2 separate regions of the Homo sapiens genome follow, and region 2 is linked to region 1. A link is a contact called in ENCODE Hi-C or POLR2A ChIA-PET data. All regions are on one chromosome and are shown on one strand. Each heading gives the region's core, a stretch centred on a gene start or an enhancer-like site at or near the end of the contact. The rest is flanking DNA. Distances are from core to core; before and after follow the strand shown. Region 1 holds the start of RPAP1 (RNA polymerase II associated protein 1). Region 2 overlaps TYRO3 (TYRO3 protein tyrosine kinase).

The links. Hi-C counts contacts between places; a loop is a spot of excess contacts on that map. ChIA-PET counts read pairs that join two places held with the same protein, here RNA polymerase II (POLR2A). Pooled maps may share reads with other maps.
Region 2: a map of endothelial cell of umbilical vein shows a loop between it and region 1 (7-fold over the local background). The contact joins the enhancer-like site here to the promoter of RPAP1 in region 1. A Hi-C loop is called at or near these places in 14 of 168 maps with a recorded cell type or tissue (CD4-positive, alpha-beta memory T cell, CD8-positive, alpha-beta T cell, Caco-2 and 11 more), 3 of 37 single-sample maps with no recorded cell type and 24 of 50 pooled maps. POLR2A ChIA-PET finds 5 or more read pairs at or near these places in 19 of 52 experiments (A549, AG04449, B cell and 14 more).

What each region holds. Positions count from the first base shown.
Region 1 is chr15:41,540,920-41,548,051 of GRCh38, reverse strand. It overlaps RPAP1 (RNA polymerase II associated protein 1), which reads left to right and starts at 3,795. Exons shown (of 25, transcript NM_015540.4): 1 at 3,795-3,833. RefSeq lists enhancers at 3,651-4,040, 3,974-4,555 and a silencer at 5,035-5,235.
Region 2 is chr15:41,581,689-41,588,820 of GRCh38, reverse strand. TYRO3 (TYRO3 protein tyrosine kinase) reads right to left here. Exons shown (of 19, transcript NM_006293.4): 19 at 5,232-7,132. Among named protein-coding and RNA genes, the nearest start is that of TYRO3, 26 kb to the right of the region's middle. RefSeq lists a silencer at 3,243-3,352. Within about 2 kb of position 2,985, at least 22 of the 41 ENCODE cell types and tissues checked have a DNase peak (open chromatin) inside an H3K27ac peak, as active enhancers do; they include PC-3, Panc1, ascending aorta and 2 more, where a contact is called at or near this core.

The DNA.
Region 1 (7,132 bases), core at 2,546-5,045:
GTGGCTTACACTTGTAATCCCAGCATTTTGGGAGGCTGAGGTGGGCAAATCACCTGAGGTCAGGAGTTTGAGACCAGCCTGACCAACATGGTGAAACCCTGTCTCTACTAAAAATACAAAAATTGGCTGGACGCAGTGGCTCACGCCTGTAATCCCAGCACTTTGGGAGGCCGAGGTGGGTAGAACACCTGAAGTCAGGAGTATGAGACCAGCCTGGTCAACATGGTGAATTGAAACCTTGTCTCTACTCAAAATACAAAAATTAGCCGGGCATGGTGGCATGTGCCTGTAACCCCAGCTACCTGGGAGGCTGAGGCAAGATAATCACTTGAACCCAGGAGGCAGAGTTTGCAGTGAGCCGAGATCACACCATTGCCCTGCAGCTTGGCAACAAGAGCGAAACTCCGTCTCAAAAAAAAAAGAAAAAAGTTAGCCAGGTATGGTGGCACACGCCTGTAATCACAGCTACTTAGGAGGCTGAGGCAGGAGAACCACTTGAACCCAGGAGGCGGAGGCTGCAGTGAGCCGAGATCATGCCACTGCACTCCAGCCTGGGCAACAGAGCAAGACTCCATCTCAACAACATAAAATAAAATAAATAATAAATAAATAGTCTCGGCTGGTGCAGTGACTCATGCCTGTAATTCCAGCATTTTGGGAGGCTGCGGCGGGTGAGTCACTAGAGCCCAGGAGTTTGACACCAGACTAGGTGACATGGCAAAACCCTGTCACTACAAAAAATAAAAGAATTAGCCACGTTTGGTTCAGGCCTGTGATCCCAGCTATTCAGGAGGTTGAGGCAGGAGAATCGCTTGAGCTCAGCAAGCAGAGGGAAGCAGAGGTTGCAGTGAGCTGAGGTTGCACCACTGCACTCCAGCCTGGGCAACAGAGCAAGACCCTATCTCAAAACAGTAGAAAAGATTCATCAGTAAGTTCATATAATGGCAACCTGATCCATCCATATAAAGTCTGCATCAACCTTTCACCTAGTTGTTAAACAATGACTGTTAAAACTATTAGGTCAAAGGTTGATGAAGACTTTATATGAGGCTGGGTGTGTTTTCCAACCTTAGCAGGCACCAAAATTAAGTGGAAGGCTTGTTAAAACAGAATGCTGGAGCTGGGGATGGTGGCTTATGCCTATAGTCCCAGCATTTGGGAGGCCAGATCACCTGAGGTCAGGAGTTCGTGACCAACCTGGCCAACATGGTCCAACCGTGTCCCTACTAAAAATACAAAACTTAGCTGGGCGTGGTGGCACCATTGCCAGGAGCCATTATCTCGTTATTTCATTGCGAACAATTATTTTCTACTATCATTCATTCTGCATATTTGGCTCCAGTTCCTCTCCCTCATCCCGCTGCCTCCATAACTTCTGACCAGGTCTAGTACTATTTTGGACCTCAAGATGACTAAATCCTAGTAGCCGAAATTTACATCTGTAGTTGAAGCCAAGAGGATTATAGATCTGCTATAGTGCGGGACCAGCAGCATCACCTAGAAACTTGGTAGAAATACAAATTTTGGGGCTCTATTAGAAACCTACTGAATCGGCTGGGCACGGTGGCTCACGCCTGTAATCCCAGCACTTTGGGAGGCCAAGGCGGGCAGATCACGAGGTCAGGAGATGGAGACCATCCTGGCTAACACGGTGAAACCCTGTCTCTACTAAAAATACAAAAAAGTAGCCCGGCATGGTGACAGGTGCCTGTAGTCCCAGCTACTCAGGAGGCTGAGGCAGGAGAATGGTGTGAACCCGGGAGGTGCAGGTTGCAGTGAGCTGAGACTGCGCCAGTGCACTCCAGCCTGGGCGACAGAGCGAGACTCTGTCACAAAAAAAAAGGAAACCTACTGAAACAGGCCAGGTGCAGTAGCTCATGCCTGTAATCCCAGCACTTTAGGAAGCTGACGTAGGTGGATCACCTGAGGTCAGGAGCTCGAGACCAGCCTGGCCAACATGGTGAAACCCCGTCTCTACTAAAAATACAAAAATTAGCTGGGCATGGTGGCGGGCGCCTGTAATCCCAGCTACTCGGGAGGCTGAGGCAGGAGAATCACTTGAACCCAGGAGGAGGTTGCAGTGTGCCGAGATCATGCTATTGCACTCCAGCCTGGGCGACAAGAGCAAGACTCCGTCTTAAAAAAAAAAAAAGAAAGAAAAAGAAAAACCTACTGAATCAGAAACTCAGAGGTTGAGGCCCAGCAATCTGTTTCGTTTTGTTTGAAACAGAGTCTGGCTCTGTGGCCCAATCTGGAGTGCAGTGGTTCCATCTTGGCTCACTGCAACCTCCGCTTCCCAGGTTCAAGTGATTCTCCTGGCTCAGCCTCTTGAGTAGCTGGGACTACAGATGGACACCACCATGCCCTGCTAATTTTTATATTTTTAGTAGAGATGGGGTTTCACCATGTTGGTCAGGCTGGTCTCGAACTCCTGACCTTAGGTGATCTGCCAGCTTCAGCCTCCCAAAGTACTGGGATTATAGGCATGTGCCACTGTGCCTGGCCCCAGCAATCTGGTTTAACAAGACTTCCAGTTGATTCTGGTGCCTGTTAAAGTTGGAAAGCCACTGGACTAACATTGGCTGCCCCATGATGTCCTTTGGTCTAGAAATGATTTACTTAAGGTCCTACTATGTGCATGGCAACACGTTGGGTGCTCAGTATTTAGATGCAAAGTACAAGGTCTGGTGCCCACAAGGAACTGACAGTCTATTCAAGGGAACAGGACATAAGCCTGTGAAAAGGTAACCGGTGACAGTTGGTAGTTGGCAGTGTGTTCTTAGCATACCACACAACTGGTGCAGGCGGTGAGATTCCAGGTGAATCCAAGGAAAGTTTGGTGAGTAGGCGTGGCTGGCAGAGGTTTTAGAGTTGACGCCAGCTAGGCCTTAAAGAGTTATCCTTTGGAGACAGGGGTGGCAGGGAAAAGAGGGAGGATTTCCAAGAAGGGAGAGTGGGATGAACAAAGGCAAGATTCTGGAGAAGATGATAACCTTGCTAGCAAGGAAGCTTTATTCCCTCTCTTCTCACCACCACTATTTCTGCAGTGCACACTGGCAGTGTTCTTTCCTTGGGCCTTTTTCATGGTTACCTTCTAGCTCTTCCATAAACACATTCGTCACGTTGGGGTGTGTGTGTGTGTCCACGTTTCTGTGTGCTGCCGTGGGCGTGGGTGCTGGGATGTGGGATGTGGTAACACTGGCTGGTGAGTGCAGAGGGACGTCTGAGGAACGCTGTGTCCCTGCCAGGGGTGTCGTAAGTGCAGAAGGGGCTGTGCCTGCTGTACATCAGAAGCATGTGTGGGCCAGGCGCGGTGGCACATCCTGTAATCACAGCACTTTGGGGGGCCGAGGCGGGCGGATTACCTAAGGTCGGGAGTTCGAGACCAGCTTGGCCAACATGGTGAAACCCCGTCTCTACTAAAAATACAAAAATTAGCCAGACGTGGTGGCGGGCACCTGTAATCCCAGCTACTCGGGAGGCTGAGGCACAAGAATCGCTTGAGCCCGGGAGGCGGAGGTTGCAGTGAGCCGAGATTGCGCCACAGCACTCCAGCCTGTGCGACAGAGCAAGACTCTGTCTCAAAAAAAAAAAAAAAAAAAAAGGATGTGTGTTCTGGGTGATGGTATAGAGCTTACGTGGGGGTAATAAACCGCCAGCCGCGCAGCACCGCGCTCACCAGTCCGCTGCACTGAACAAGCAAAGCCCAGAATGCTCCGAGATAAGACCGGGAGAGGCGGGGCTGGGCTGCGGGGCGGAAGCTGGAATCTGGCGGCGGCGGAAACGCGATCTCTGCGGGGCAAGATGGCGGCGCCCAGACAGGCCTGGAGCACGTAGGTGGCGGGGCTGGAGGGACGGATTTCAGGTGATCTGGGAGGAGGACCCAGGGTAGCGTGTCCAGTTTCTTTGCTGGAACCTGCCTGCGGGCCTTTGGTCTGTAAGGGAGCAACTGTGGCCTCCTCTGTGCATAGATCTCGGGCACGGCCCTTCAACGGGCGGCGAAAGCTGCGACTCGATGATTCCTCATTGTAGAGTTGGGTGGTCCAGGAGGCTTAACTGGAGCCCTTGACCTGAGCGGTAAGGGCAGTCACGCGTCCCGACTCGGGATTGGATCCTGGCTCTGGAGGATAGGCTGCAATGTAAGAGCCCCAGAGACTCCTCAGAGGCCAACATAAACCCAGAGGTCCATTGTTAGGACTACTTTTTTTTACGAGTTACTCTTTAGGCATTACTCTTTAGGATTACAGGCGTGAGCCACCGCGCCCGGCCAACCCATTCTTATTCTATTAATAACTGAAAATGTTATCACTTCTAGCACTGATTGGTTCTGGACAAATCTGCGCTGGATTTGTGGGGAAACACACTGGTGGCTTTACTTAGGACTAAAATAATTGTTACTGAGGTTTATTTATATAAGTAACAGGCACTGGGCTAGGCGTTTTGCGTGTATAGTCATTTAAATCCTCACACATTTCCTATTATATAGGACCTGTTACTCACATTTTACAGTTGTGGAAATGGGACTTAAGACAGCATAGAGGCCGCGCACGGTGGCTCACGCCTGTAATCCCAGCACTTTGGGAGGCCGAGGCGGGCGGGTCACCTGAGATCAGGAGTTCGAGACCAGTCTGGCCAACATGGTGAAACCCCGTCTGTACTAAAAAAATACAAAAAATTAGCCGGGCGTGGTGGCAGGCGCCTGTAATCCCAGCTACTCGGGAGCCTGAGGCAGGAGAATCACTTGAACCCAGGAGGCGGAGGTTGCAGTGTGCCGAGATCGTGCTATTGCACTCCAGCCTGGGCAACAAGAGGGAGAATCTGTCTCAAAAAAAAAAAAAAAAAAAAAAAAAGGACAGCATTGATAATTTGCCTAATTTCGCACATTTAGTGCATTTAGTAAGTAGCGGAACTGGTATTTGACTTCTGGCCTATTGATTCCAAAACTGGTGCCCATAACCCCCTGGCTCTCTTTGTGATGTAGGTATGGCGCACCCTATGAAGTGAGCTGGACTTTGCTTTTGGATCACATGAATCCATGGATAAGTAGGAATTGTTTCTGCTTATGTAGACTCTTATAGGAGTGAATTGTTACCATACTATGGATTCTCAGTTCATCTAGTTCAGCCTTCCTTAGGGCCTTTGGGTAGGCATTGGGGTAGGAGACTTTTTCCTTGTTTGTTGGTCAGACTGCCCAACAATTAGATATGGTTATCTGCCCTTTGGCTATATAAATAATAAGAATCATAACTGGCGTTTGTGTCCTTTCATGTATGAGACTCTGTTCTAATCTTCTTACATATATATAATTAATTCAGGAGGTAGGTACAGTTATCTTCATGTTACAGATGAGGAAACAAGCACAGTAACTTCAGTAAAATACCTTGCTTAAGCTTACACAGTTAGTAAATGGCAGAGCCTGGATTTGAACACAGGCAGTCCATTTTCATACTGTTTACCTCCCATCCAGGAAAAGGCACATCTGTATACTTCGCTGTTGTCATGCTACAAATAGTAATTAATACAAGTTCTATGCCAAATTTAAGATGAAATTTTGTAGACAGGTCTTTGCTCACTTCATCCACTTCCTTCAGTTCTCTACTTATCTAAGTTTTCTCTTTCAATATTGACCTCTATTTTTAACCTTTAGGGATTTTTCCCACCTCTGAAATCGTGTAGCACTGATCTTCTATGCAATTAATTTCATCACTGGGATGTACTGCCTTGTAAATTTATATGTGTGTTTACCATATTCTCTCACCCCAACTTTGGGTACATCATTGACCAAAGGAAGACCTTTACAATCTTGGAGACATCATTTAAACTGTAAACCTTTGGAATTTCTAGACTTGTGTGGGCAAAGAGAGATAATGAAGTGGGAAATTATTAAAAGACCCAGCATTTCGGCATGGTCTCTGTCTCCCCAGTAAGCCCCTTGAACCCAGGGACTGGATTTTACTCCCATTTCTTTATATTTACAGCCCCTTGTACACCGCTCAGCCCAGAGTAAACTCTCAAAAAATTTTTTGATAATGTTCTTAAGGTCACACCGTCATGTGATTGTTTCACCATTTCTACCCCTTTAGCCTGCCCCCAACCCCTGTGTTGGGAGGTGTTTCCAAGGCTGGCTTAGTTATTAGATCTGATCCTGCTTAGAAGTAGATGAAGAAAAAGTAAGGAAATGTGTCATTCAGCACTTTTTTTTTGAGACAGAGTCTCATGCTCTGTCCCCCAGGCTGGAGTGCAGTGGCACGATCTTGGCTCATTGCAACCTCCACTTCCCGGGTTCACGCCATTCTCCTGCCTCAGCCTCCCCAGTAGCTGGGACTACAGGCGCGTGCTACCACACCCAGCTAATTTTTTGTATTTTTAGTAGAGACGGCATTTCACCGTGTTAGCCAGGATGGTCTCGATCTTCTGACCTCGTGATCTGCCTGCCTTGGCCTCCCAAAGTGCTGGGATTACAGGCGTGAGCCAGCACACCCGGCCTTCATTCAGCACTATTGTTAGTTCCAGCTATCTAGCTTGTCTACCTCTCCATCTCATCCTCCTTCAACTTTTAGGAGGTGGTCAACTTCATCATGTTCTCCCATGTACCATATTTATTCCCTGCTTTTTTTTTTTTTTTTTTCAAGATGGAGTCTAGCTCTGTCACCCAAGCTGGAGGGCAGTGGTGTAATCTTGGCTCACTGCAACCTCCACCTCCTGGGTTCAAACCGTTCTCCTGCCTCAGCCTCCCAAGTAGCTGGGAGTACAGGCACATGCCACCACGCCTGCCTAATTTTTTTGTATTTTTAGTAGAGATGGGGTTTCACCATGTTGGCCAAGCTGGTCTTGAACTCCTGACCTCAGATGATCCACCCACCTCAGCCTCAAAGTGCTGGGATTACAGGTGTGAGCCACTGCGCCCGGCCCTATTCCCTGCTTCTATACCTTTGCCCAGCTCTCCCTTCTGGCTGGAGGCCTATCTTATCCTTCAAGGTCTGGTTCAGTGGTTTTCAACTGGGGGTGATTTTTTTCTGAGGTGACATTTGGCAATGTCTGCAGACATTTTTACTTGTCACAACTAGGGGAGGAGGTTTGATGATGACGTCTAGTGGGTAAAAGCCAGGAATGCCGCTAAACATCCTACAGT
Region 2 (7,132 bases), core at 1,736-4,235, 42 kb before region 1:
ACCAGTATTGCCGCAGCCCCGATGGACTGGATGCATTGAGGCCATCCACAAGTGACTGGGTCCAACACCTTTGATAGGAAGGCTACGGGCTGCCGGCGGCCTCTGTGTTCTTGAGTCAGCACTCCTAAAACTACCGCACTGTCCACATTAACAAAAAGGTGGAATGGCTTTTCTAGGGAGGGTAAGGCAGTTATGAGCCTTTCCTTCAGCTTCTAGACTTGATCAGCTTCCTCAGAAGTCCACAGGAGATGGTTCGGCTTCTCCTGGGCAAGTTTTTAATATAACAGTTTACTGTGCAGTGCATGAGTCAATCCATAAGCGGCAGTATCTGACTAACCCTAAAAATTTCCTGAGTTCTTATTTAGTTTGAGGCAAGGGTAGGGACACCATTCCCTCGATTCATTCAGGCCCTATTCTTCGCTTGTCTGCACTTATTAAGTGGCCTAAATATTTAACTTCGGGCTCTACATACTGAAGCTTTCTTTTTGAGACTCATAGCCCCTCAAACTGCAGATAGCTAAGAATATGTGTAGAGAAGTCAGTTACCTTCTCTATATCTTCACCAGATATAAGAATGTCGTCTACGTACTGAAGAAGGCATATTTGTTCTAGTATGACAACTTTTTCTAGTACCTGTTCTAAAATTTGGCCAAAAAGATTAGGAGAGTCTATGAACCGTCGGAGCAAGACCGTCCATCTCGATATTGCTGTTTCCGCCCTGAGTGGCGATCCTCCCATTCAAAAGCAAATATATTTCGGCTATCTTCAGCCAGGGGACATGCCCAAAAAGCATCCTTCAAATCTATTATGGTAAACCATTGATGATTACATGGAATTTTGCTAAGAACCGTGTAAGCATTGGGGACAATGGGGTTGGTAGTCTGGACTATTTGGTTGATAGCTCTAAGGTCCTGTAGTAGCTGGTATGACCCATCTGATTTCTTGACTGGCAGTATTGGGGTGTTATAAGGGGACATACAGGGCTCGAGAAGCCCATCCTTAATAAGGTCTTTGATTATAGGTTTCAACCCTATCCTACCTTCTAGGGGAATAGGGATTGCTTCCTTCTTACTACTTCTCCTGGGGTTTTTAGCTTGATGTGGATCGGAGGGACTTGGAATTTCCCTCGGTTTCCTTTTTTGGACCAGACATTAGGATTAATATATTTTTCATCGGCAGTGGTGAGTAGATTTAATGAGGTGAGGAATCCTCTTGGGCTGACTTGTAGACCTATGCCCAACTTTAACATTAAATCCCTCCCCAGTAAATTAGTTCCTGCTTAGGGGATTAACAAGAACTGAATATAAGCTGAGCGATCAAAATTTATCAATTTATCAAAAAGGTTGTGATAAGTTGGTTCTGTCTAGGCAGGAGGCAAGGTGAACACCTTGGGCGGTTACATTACTGGAAAGGAGTCCCAGTCCAGATCCCAAGAGAGGGTTCCTGGATCTTGCAAAAGAGAATTCAGAGCGAGATCATAAAGTGAAAACAAGTTTATAAGGAAAGTAAAGGAATAAAAGAATGGCTACTCCATAGACAAAACAGCCCCAAGGGCTTCTGGTTGCCCATTTTTATGGTTAGTTCTTGATGATATGCTAAACACGGGGTGGATTATTCATGCCTCTCCTTTTTAGACCATATAGGGTAACTTCTGATGTTGCCATAGCATTTGTAAGCTGTCATGGTGCTGGTGGGAGTGTAGCAGTGAGGACGACCAGAGGTCACTCTCATCGCCATCTTGGTTTTGGTGGGTTTTAGCCGGTTTTTTTACTGCAACTTGTTTTATCAACAAGGTCTGGCCGGCGCAGTGGCTCATGCCTATAATCCCAGCACTTTGGGAGGCTGAGGCCGGAGGATCACCTGACGTCAGGGGTTCAAGACCAGCCTGGCCAACATGGTAAAACCCTGCCTCTACAAAAATACAAAAATTAGCCGGGCCTGATGGTGGATGCCTGTAATCCCAGCTACTCGGGAAGCTGAGGCGGGAGAATCTCTTGAACCCAGGAAGCAGAGGTTGCAGTGAGCCGAGATTGCGCCACTGCACTCCAGTCTGGGCAACTGAGTGACAGAGTGAGACTCCATCTCAAAAACAAACAAACAAAAAACAAGGTATTTATGACCTGTATCTCGTGCTGACCTCCTATCTCATCCTGTGATTAAGAATGCCTTAACTTACTGGGAATGCAGCCCAGCAGGTCTTACCTTTTTTTTTTTTTTTTTTTTTTTTTTTTAAGACAGAGTCTCCCTCTGTCACCCAGGCTGGAGTTCAGTGGCATGATTTCAGCTCACTACAACCTCCACCTTCCAGGTTCAAGAGATTCTCCTGCCTCAGCTTCCCGACTAGCTGGGACTACAGGCGTTCACCACCATGCCTGGCTAATTTTTGTATTTTTAGTAGAGACGGGGTTTCACCATATTGGCCAGGCTGGTCTTGAACTCTTGACCTCAGGTGATCCGCCCGCCTCGGCCTCCCAAAGTGCTGGGAGACCGAGACACAAGAATCGCTTGAACCAGGGAGGTGGAGGTTGCAGTGAGCCGACAGCCACTGCACTCTAGCCTGGGCGACAGAGCGAGACTCTGTCTCAAAAAAAAAGAAAAGAAAAGAAAAGAAATTTTAAATAGTTTAAGGATCACATGTATTGTTTTCATCCACGTTATATGTTGTTATATACATTTCATTTTAATAAAGGGTTATTTCTGTCAACCTTAAAAAATATATTGAGGGAAAGTTTGTTTGTTGAATGGTAATGATTACCAAACATTCTGTGGTTTTTGGCTTTAGGGATTCCCTCGGACTCTTCATCTTCGTTTTGCCCCGTAGGCATTTGCTGACTTTGTTGGCATGTGGCATCCCACAGCTCCCAGCCCCACCACTAGGGCCTTTTCCACTTCGGCCACGTGGCCCCACCCACCTAGCTCTCATCTCCCTTCCAGGGCGCTTACTGTCTGTAGAGCGTCTTAGCTTTCTTCTCTGTTTTTCCTTAGTTTTCTTGACAAACAGGCAACGCTTTCGTCGTTTCCAAGAGCGTGAGCCCCTAGGGCGTAAAAACGGGAGGCTCACGGTTCTTTGCTATTACTCTGGGCCAAGTCAATACTTGTGGAATTAACTTTTACCACCAGAGGAGGCAAACTCAAAGACAGCTTTAACGAAAGAAGCGCGGGCATTCCGCGACGATGGAGTGTTCTCGGGCACCCTTGGGAGGATGGATCCCGTAGACCCGGAGCTGCCGGGCTCCCGCTCCGTGCGCGTCTGTCCCCGTCCCTGCAGGGGCCCCGCGCCCACGGGCCGCCACCGCCTGCGCCCGCCGCGCTCCTCCCCGCGGCCTGCAGGGCGCCGGCTCTGTCCGCAGCTGGGGCCCTTCTGCGCCGCGGACAAAGGCGCTGGTGTCCCGCCGGCCAGGCCAAGCCTTTCCCTGCCCGCCGCCGAGCGGCCTCGGCCAAGCCCCGGCGGGGCAAACCGGCTCGTGACCGCGCGTGTGACGCCCGCGTGTGGCCCCGCTCTCGAGTGGGCCGCAGAGGTGAGGATTCGTCCCGCGGGCCCAGCCCGCCTAGCGCGAGCCTCTCTGGCCGGAGCCCGTGGGTAGAAATGCCTGGGGCACAGCTGCGTATCCCACCAGGTGCTTCTGGGCTCGCTCGAGCTAAGTCCAGGCACAGCCTTCTGATTTGGGGCTTGTGGGGTTTTAGAGGACCAAATGTAAAATTATTTTCTGCCTTTTAATGATCCAGAGGCTTCCCCAACCTGTCTGTGGCTTAGGGAGGGCCCAAAAGGCTTCTCTCCTTTGCTCTTGCTCTACCCTGGGGAAAAACTGAGGAATTTGGAGAAAAGGGGAGGAGTGTTCTCTAAGATTTACTGAACTTTGGCCAATTGTCAGGAACTCTTCTAGGCCCTTAGATACTTTTAGTTAATTCTAAAAAGGTCTCGTGAAGTAAATATTACCAGTGTTTTCCCCTGTGCGCCCTAGGCACGCACTCAATACTCTCACCAACCACCAAATCGCCAGTTATAAATTTTACTAGACCCCTCCTTTCCCTTACCCCCACACCCAATTAATGAATATTCATTGAGTGCCTACGAAGTGCGAAAGCGCTGAGGATACCATAATAAAAAAGACAGGTCCCTGTGTGCACACAACTTATATGGAGAGGAAAGGGAAGGGGGAGAGATAATTTTTTTTTCTTTTTTTTTTTATGGAGTCTCGCTCTGCAGGCCAGGCTGGAGTGCAGCGGCTCAGTCTCAGCTCACCGCAAGCTTCCCCTCCCGGGTTCACGCAATTCTCCTGTCTCAGCCTCCCCAGTAGCTGGGATTACAGGCGCCTGCCACCACGCCCGGCTAATTTTTTGTATTTTTAGTAGAGACGGGGTTTCACTGTGTTAGCCGGGATGGTCTCAATCTCCTGACCTCGTGATCCGCCCGCCTCGGCCTCCCAAAGTGCTGGGATTACAGGCGTGAGCCACCGCGCCAGGCCTTTTTTTTTTTTTTTTTTTTGTGAGACAGAGTCTTGCTCTGTCACCCAGGCTGGAGTGCAGTGGCACAATCTCAGCTCCCTGCAACCTCCGCCTCCCAGGTTCAAGCGATTCTCCTGTCTCAGCCTCCAGAGTAGCTGGGATTACAGGCGCATGACACCATGTCCGACTAATTTTGTATTTTTAGTTGAGATGGGGTTTCACCATGTTGGTCAGGCTGGTTTTGAACTCCTGACCTCAAGTGATCCACCCACCTCGGCCTCTCGAGATAATTATAATTACAAAACAGGAAGGAGAACCCTGAAGACAAATTCCACAGGTGTTGGGGGCAGCGGCTTCATAACCAAAGGAGTGCTGACCTGGTCTTCGTCAGGAAGGTTTGCACAGCTGTTGCAATACTCTGGGTGAGAGAGGAGGCCTCAGGATGCTGATAGCTGGGGAGGGACCCATGCAAAAGCAATAGGAGAGTGGAGTTAACAGGACTTAGAGACAGAAAAGTCTATCCAGACTACTCCCCGCTATCCTCTGGTCCTCAAAACCTCTCAGCTACCCCTACCTTCCCACTCTGGGGCAGTGGAAAGATGGAGGAATTACGTAGATCCCTGGGTTTTCATCCCAATTGTGCCCCTCACCCCTTGCTTTGTGACACCATGAACAAATCATTCTTCTCTAAAGCCTTGGGAGACCTGTATTCCTTTCATGCCATGCCTTGACATAGTGTTCCTCAGACCTTGGGAGAACGTTGCAAAAAAAATGTACCACGAACATATAGGAAAACATTATACATTTATAGTAATTCAATTAGTGTAGCAGTGACACTGGCACATGTAATTGGGATGAACAGTCTAGCAACCAAAATAGATATGGGAGTTTAGATAGATCAATGAGGCTATATAGAGAAATGGAGACAGATTATTCAAGAAATTCTGGCTGGGTGTGGTGGCTCACACCTGTAATCTCCGCACTTTGAGAGGCCAAGGTGGGCAGATCGCTTCAGCCCAGAGTTCAAGACCAGCCTGGGCAACAAAGCAAGACTCCATCTCTACAACACTTAAAAACTGGGCCGGGCGCGGTGGCTGAAGCCTGTAATCCCAGCACTTTGGGAGGCTGAGGCGGGCAGATCACGAGGTCAGGAGATCGAGACCATCCTGGCTAACATGGTGAAACCCTGTCTCTACTAAAAATACAAAAAATTAGCATGTTGTGGTGGCACGTGCCTGTAGTCCCAGCTAATTGGGAGTGTGAGGCAGGAGGAGACTCGCTTGAACTGAGAGGCGGAGGTTGCAGTGAGCCGAGATCACACCACTGCACTCCAGCCTGGGCGACAGAGCAAGGCTCTGTATTAAAAAAAAAAAAAAACACTTAAAAATTTGCCAGGTGCAGTGGCGTGTGCCTGTGGTCCCAGCTATTCAGGACGCTGAGGTGGGAGAATCAGTTTACTATCACTTTACTCCAGCCCAGGCAGAAACAGAGCAAGACCCTGTATCAAAAAAAAGAAAAAAAAAAGAAATGTGCATAAAATATAGATTGTTCAATAAATGGTGGTATTGGGACAATAAAAAGTATCTGGGAAAAATAACTTTGAATCTCTGTATCACTTCTTATTCAACAATAAATTTGAGATAAATCAACATGAAATACTGAAAAATAAACTATATTATTATTATTTTCTTTTTTGAGATGGAGTCTCACTCTTGTCCAGGCTGGAGTGCCATGGCACAATCTCGTCTCACAGCAACTTCCACCTCCCAGGTTCAAGCAATTCTCCTACCTCAGCCTCCCAAGTAGCTGGGATTACAGGCACCCACCAGCACGCCCAGCTAATTTTTTTTTTTTCCGAGATGGAGTCTCACTCTCTCACCCAAGCTGGAATGTAGTGGCTCACTGCAACCTCCCCCTCCCAGGTTCAAGTGATTCTCCTGCCTCAGCCTCCCGAGTAGCTAGGATTACACGTGCCTGCCACCATACCTGGCTAATTTTGTGTATTTTTAGTAAAGACAGGGTTTAGTAAAGACAGGGTTTCACCCTGTTAGCCAGGCTGGTCTCAAACTCCTGACCTTGTGATCCGCCCGCCTCGGCCTCCCAAAGCGCTGGGATTACGGGTGTGAGCCACCATGCCCGGCCATTCTTGCCTCTTTGAGACTCACTTTTCAAAACTGCTGTTGTTAGATGATCCTTATAAACATGTTGCTGAGGGAAAGAAGCCAAACGCAAAGTAATCAAATCTACATGACTCCATTTATATACTTTTAAAAGGAGCTTCACTGATCCATGGTGTTAAGAGGTCAGGATAGAGGTTACCTATGGGGAGTAGGGAGGAGGCAGAGATTGAGGCAGGTCCCAAGGGTTGCTTCTGGGTTGCTGTTAATGCTGTTTCTTAATCTGGATGCTGGTTCTTTGGATCTGTTTGTGAAAATCCTTTTTGATCCAGAGTCTCTCTCTTTTTTTTTTTGAGACAGAAAATCCCAAAGCGCTGGGATTATAGGCGTGAGCCACCATGCCTGGCCTCTTTTTTTTTTTTTTTTTTTTGAGATGGAGTCTCGCTCTGTCACCCAGGCTGGAGTGCACTGGTGCCATCTCAGTTCACTGCAACCTCCGCCTCCAGGGTTCAAGTGATTCTCCTGCCTTAGCCTCCCAAGTAGCTGGGATTACAGGTGCCTGCCACCAC